2 separate regions of the Homo sapiens genome follow, and region 1 is linked to region 2. A link is a contact called in ENCODE Hi-C or POLR2A ChIA-PET data. All regions are on one chromosome and are shown on one strand. Each heading gives the region's core, a stretch centred on a gene start or an enhancer-like site at or near the end of the contact. The rest is flanking DNA. Distances are from core to core; before and after follow the strand shown. Region 1 overlaps CCDC80 (coiled-coil domain containing 80). Region 2 overlaps SLC35A5 (solute carrier family 35 member A5).

The links. Hi-C counts contacts between places; a loop is a spot of excess contacts on that map. ChIA-PET counts read pairs that join two places held with the same protein, here RNA polymerase II (POLR2A). Pooled maps may share reads with other maps.
Region 1: a loop to region 2 is called in a map of esophagus muscularis mucosa, with 2.9 times the contacts of the local background. The contact joins two enhancer-like sites. A Hi-C loop is called at or near these places in 11 of 168 maps with a recorded cell type or tissue (A673, Caco-2, PC-3 and 8 more), 3 of 37 single-sample maps with no recorded cell type and 14 of 50 pooled maps. POLR2A ChIA-PET finds 5 or more read pairs at or near these places in 5 of 52 experiments (AG04450, T-cell, activated T-cell and 2 more).

The regions. Positions count from the first base shown.
Region 1 is chr3:112,628,277-112,631,034 of GRCh38, reverse strand. CCDC80 (coiled-coil domain containing 80) reads left to right here. Exons shown (of 8, transcript NM_199511.3): 3 at 766-922. Among named protein-coding and RNA genes, the nearest start is that of CCDC80, 11 kb to the left of the region's middle. Within about 2 kb of position 1,303, at least 5 of the 41 ENCODE cell types and tissues checked have a DNase peak (open chromatin) inside an H3K27ac peak, as active enhancers do.
Region 2 is chr3:112,577,925-112,580,868 of GRCh38, reverse strand. It overlaps SLC35A5 (solute carrier family 35 member A5), which reads right to left. Exons shown (of 7, transcript NM_017945.5): 6 at 1-323. Among named protein-coding and RNA genes, the nearest start is that of SLC35A5, 17 kb to the right of the region's middle. Within about 2 kb of position 1,493, at least 2 of the 41 ENCODE cell types and tissues checked have a DNase peak (open chromatin) inside an H3K27ac peak, as active enhancers do.

The sequences.
Region 1 (2,758 bases), core at 54-2,553, 50 kb before region 2:
TCTTTCCTCTTTTTTTTTTCCCCCAGAAGACAGGGGTCATAGGATGAGGATGAAAGACAGAGGGCTAGGTGAAAAATACCAGGTCTGAACCAAAGAGAGGGCTAAACTTAGAGTAAAAAACATCCTGTTGGAAAACTGCAATATCAAAAGACAAACACCACCAACTCTGTGCAGGCTGAATGTGACAGTGAATATATTCTATGTGACAAAACGTAGGCCTAAAAGTCATCATAAAACCTTTCTGCAAGGTTTTCTAATAAGAGTTCTAAATCACAGAATGTTTCGTAGTGCCCAGGGCCTGGCTATGAAACTCTCTTAACCCTGTGAAATGTGAATAATAGTAGTAACCACTGTATTAACCAATATCTAATCAGCCAGTGAGAATAATGAAGATCAAAATTAGGGAAGGAAAATAACATTTATTGAACAATTATTGCATGCCAAGTATTCATGTAATGTTCACAGCAGCCTTGCAAAATAAATATTCCTTTGCAGAGTTCACAAATAAGAAAAGTGAGACATGTGGAGGCTAGTAATGGAGGTAAATAATGGAAGTGAGTAGAAAACTCCAAGCTGTCTTGGAGACAAAAAGAGGCCTTTTCAAATGGCCCTTTTTGGTCCTAATTATGCTAACTGTTCAGCAGAACATTTGTAGCTTAGATGCAGTCACTACCAGCCCTCTCTTCCAAATCATCTCTTTGGGTTTTGCTTCAGTGTGAAACTATCACTATAAATGAGTATTTGTTTGTCTTCACCCACCTCCAGCTGATCACTGCTCCCAAGGCTGAGAACAATATGTATGTGCAACAACGTGATGAATATCTGGAAAGTTTCTGCAAGATGGCTACCAGGAAAATCTCTGTGATCACCATCTTCGGCCCTGTCAACAACAGCACCATGAAAATCGACCACTTTCAGCTAGGTTCTCTTAAACATTTTAATTATATTATTGTTTTTCTCATATCTAAGGTGGGACAAACTTTATGGTAGAGGTACATGGGGGATCCAAAAGAAAATGAAGATGTTCAGAGGGCTCTTTGGTTGTGATAACACAGGTCAGTTTGCCTGCTTATTTAAATAGCCATTCCAGGATGGTTCTCGTTTAAGTTTTAAGCACTGTAAAAAAGAAAAATACGCAAACACTCTATTGTCTGAAAGTCAGTAAGGTGGAAGAAAATGGGAAAAGTAACACAGTGTGGGAGAGAATCAGAGAGGCATTCAGACACTTTTTCTGGGTACTGAGTCTTCTCGCCTGTGAGCAGCCCCGTCTGATCTTCCTGCAGACTCTCCGCTGCAGGTGACTCATCACAGATGGGACTTGCCAGACTCTCGGAAGTACTTGACTCTGGCAAGCCTGAGGAAGGAATTAACCAGAACTGAGAGAAGCTGTTAAGATAAATGAAAAGTCACTGAAAATATGGACTGAACTGCACCCAAGTCCTTTTGGAGAGTAGAAGAATTTGGCTGAATTTAGAGTTTTCGCAATTTTACATATGAATGGTGCATGTGAGACTCATGAGGCGTACAGCCCAGTGTTGGACAGCTGAGATCTAACTCATTGCAGTTCTCCTGGGAACGTTGCAAGATTTACTGTGATTAGTTAAGCCTCATAGTCAGAAGCCCAAAATATGACCCACCCAGTTTATTTCATAATTATTGCATCTCTAGGGCTTTATTTTTTAAAAAGCTTTTTTTCTTATATGCACTTTCTACTGTTTTGTTGTTGTTCATGGTTTAACTACAAAAAAAAAAAACCTTAGAGTAATCCTTTATATTCCATCGTTTGCATATTCTGCATAGTTTCCGTAAAATATATTTCATCTAAAAGCACTTGAAAGAATATAAAATATATTTAGTAATATATAACTAATTATTTGTTAGTCAACATTTAACTTCAATACACATAACATTATCACACAGATTTTTCTGACATACGATCTTGGTGTAATTGAAGACATACTAGTTATATTATGTCACGATAATGTCAACTTGATTTGAATATGGTCTAGCCTTCTAAATCATATTTTTTTTATTGTGGTAAGTACACTTAACGTGAAATCTTCCCTCTTAATACATTTTTAAGTGCACAATACAGTATTGATAACTATAGGTACAATATTGTACGGCAGATCTCTAGAGCTGATTCAGGGTAAAGTATCAGTTATGCATTCTCTACTTTAAATAGCCCACCTTCCTCTGAGGTGGCTACAAAAGAAAAATAAATAGCATCTTTTCCAATGTCCCATCATAAATTATTGTGGATTGATGATTTATTTTTAGACATTTATCCTGCACTGTGTGTATAATTTAGGGGGAGAACAAGCAAAAAAGGAATTTTCTTAACCAAAACAACAATAATGATCATACAAACAAAAGACACAAAATGAATTCTGGAGACAGACAGATTTAAATCCAGGGTCACAATTTACTTGTTGTGTGACCTTGGGCAAGCTACTCCTAAGTCTTAGTTTAGAAGATAATCATATCTATTTCACAGGATTAAATAAGATAGTATACAGAAATGCCAGTCAGGTAATAGGCACTATTATGTGGTCATCCTCTGCATCACCATTTGATCTGGTAGTCATCTGGAAATCAATGAGCTGTCACACTTGTCACTAGAGCACCTATAATGGCAAAATACTTGTTATTGCTTTGTGCTGATTACAGAATGTTGACACAAGAACCCTCACAACAGCTCATCCAGATCAGGCTGCATTATTATTCTTGGTGATAAAACTGAAGCCCAAGAGACTAA
Region 2 (2,944 bases), core at 244-2,743:
CATTATAGATATTAGCCATTGAAGAAATAAAACACTGGACTATAATAAGAACATGGCCCATGCCAAGACGGATGTGACTGAAAACTCTGGCTGTGGTGTTCCATTTAGCTTCAGGAAAAGTCCATTCCTTTGCTGTACAATTGTCTTTTCTGGGACACTCACTTCTGAAAAGAAGGCAGGAATTGGAAGGGCTGAAAAAGGCATCGTGATGAAATCCACGTCCTGCCAAGTTGTGCTGTAAAGTTTTAGTCCCGGCAGTCAAGGCCACAATAGACAAAAATAAAGTCAGGAGGGAAGCCCACTGGATCCAGTTTAGACGCCTCCTGTTCAAAGATGAAAAAAAAGATTTTACTACTGTTTTCCCCCCATATCAATAGTTTCTACTGAAAACTCAGACACTTGAGTATTTGGTTGAATAAACTGGACCCAGTTTTTGCTAGCATTTCCTACCACTCAAGTTCAGAGAAAAACTGTTGGTGCCTGTCTCTCAAATTTAATGTTTTAATTCATTTTTATAACACCTATCCCCTAAGGCTGCTCAAGTCATTTCCCTTCTGTGTAGGTTTCCTTTTAACCTACAAGTTTAACATGGCCTCCTTTCTACCTCTAGAGGTATCCTGGACCTCTGGCACAGTAACTTTTATTGTACTATAAAGTTACAGCAGAGATTCTCAACCTGGTTTCCCAGAACCAGAAAGAATGTAGATGAGCTTCAGAAATGTTGTGTACAGATGAATTTCCCCCTATGCAGGAGATCCTGCAAAGCTTTGTCAAATCTTTAAAGGTGTCCATAACCCAAAAAAGATTTAAAGGAGAAGGTTAGCTCTAGATCCATGTCCTAATCGTAGAGCATTAAACAGCAAACTGCTGGCTGACAAGCCAAAGAAAAATGTTATTTTGGGCAGTATTTCAGTTTACAAAGTCCTAACAATCCTTTGTTTATTTTCCTTAGCAACAAACTTGTGAGAAATAAAGGACATGTACTATTATTATTCCATTTTGCTGATTCATTCTATTCAACAGATGTTTAATAAGCAGCTACTACGTGCCAGGCAACCTGGGGCGATAAAGATGACTTATCTCCATGTTCAAGGAATTTATGCTTTAACAGTGAGAAAACAATGAAACTAAATGATTTCAGTATGTGTGAAAAGTGATTAATGGGACAAGTGGAGTAAACTGAGGAACACTACAATCTGTAAATAGTCAGGTATTGCTTCAAAGAGGAAATGACACTTGAGCTAGAAGATGAAAAATTAATTGAAGTTTATCATGTGAAAAAGGAGGTGGTGATATATCCAGGCAGAGGGAAGAGTCTCTATGCAAAGGCAACAAGAATGTACAATGTTGACAAAGAGGAATATCTCACTTTCATTGGCGTTGTCAGGAGGCCTCTTGGGGGAACAAAATCTTGATGTTTGAAGATCAGTTAGTTAGGCAAAGAAGGGGAACACCGAGAAAAAAAGAGGAACATAAAAAATGCAGAAGTGTAAAGCAATAGGTGGGAACCAGAAGTGAGAATTTTTATATCATTGGAGCATTTATTGAGCACCTACCATACACTTAGGCATTTCCGCTCTAAGGGAGGAAACAGTTAACCTAACAGATTTCCCTAAGGTCATGTACTTAAACACTAAAGAAGGGATCGGATCCATGGTTTTGTATGTCTTCCTTCTGCATCATCACACCTCCTAAGTATAATTCTAAGTTTCCAGGATGCACATATAGGAAGTTGTGTGCATATAAAGCTTCATGCTCTGAAACTGCTAAATGCACAGACTAGCCTAGATAGCAGCATACCTGTGCACACTATTATATGCTTTCTCATATGTATGTAATTTTCAAATAGCCTGATCTAGAACTTACTGATGGCGTTAGCGCAGCCTTATGCCATCAGGTGAGAAACTGTGAACTAACCACTTAAATTTCTGAAGGTGCAGCTGATACACATTAAGTAGCAGAAAACAAATAGAATGACCACAGAGATAAAAAATGGGTGTCCATTTTACAAAAAAAATTCCATAATTAATTATTGCAAATCGCATATAAGTGAGGCAATGATATAATCTATAGTTCCTTTAAAAGTTTTCTAGAGCTATACATTTTTCACTAATATTAAGAAAAAAGAAAGAAATCCTTAAGCTAAACAACACCTTCTGTAAACAATTACTCATTCAAGGTAATGCTCTAAGGAACGTAAAATTTATTAAGGATTAAGCTAAAAATTAAAAATGGTAGATTTTTAGGAAAGAAAATAAAGCTTAATAAATTACCCTGTAAAGTCAGCTGACAATCTGAAATGACAACTGAGTCTGCTAGGCCCAATTTGTTCTTCAGTTTAACTGATACAAAACAGTGGAAGCTCACTTCACTCATCTCTCCACTGCCTCGGTAAAACATAGTAATGGATGCTCAGAGCCGAATGCCTGTGGCTAGAAGGCTACTCTTCCTGAGGGCCTCTCCTCCCAAGTGAATTGTTTGCCCACAGAATCTCTGTTCCTAAACATGTTTTTGCCAGGTGACCTCACTGTTGTCACTACATAAAGATTACATAAATGATAAACTATGAGTAAAAGACAAGAAGCTGTTTTTATGAAAACTAAGTTGAACACTTTGGGAAGACTAAGTGAAGGTAAATCATTCAGAAGATAAAAAGCTGTTTTCTAATAACATATAGGTGAGCTAAGGAACTTCAATCAGTAACATACTCAAAGGGGGGGCTTTAGTTCAACATTAGAAGAATGATGAATACATGTATATTTACATATTCTAAGTTAAAATAAATTGTTTAGATATTTTCTATATATACTTATGTATATGATTCATCACTATAAGTTTTCCTAGCAACTAACCAATAGGTTCAAATTGTGTCAGATAAGAGCACTTCTATATTTGGTGGTAGTAAACTAGTGCAGGGTATGAAGACAATTAAATGGAAAGACTC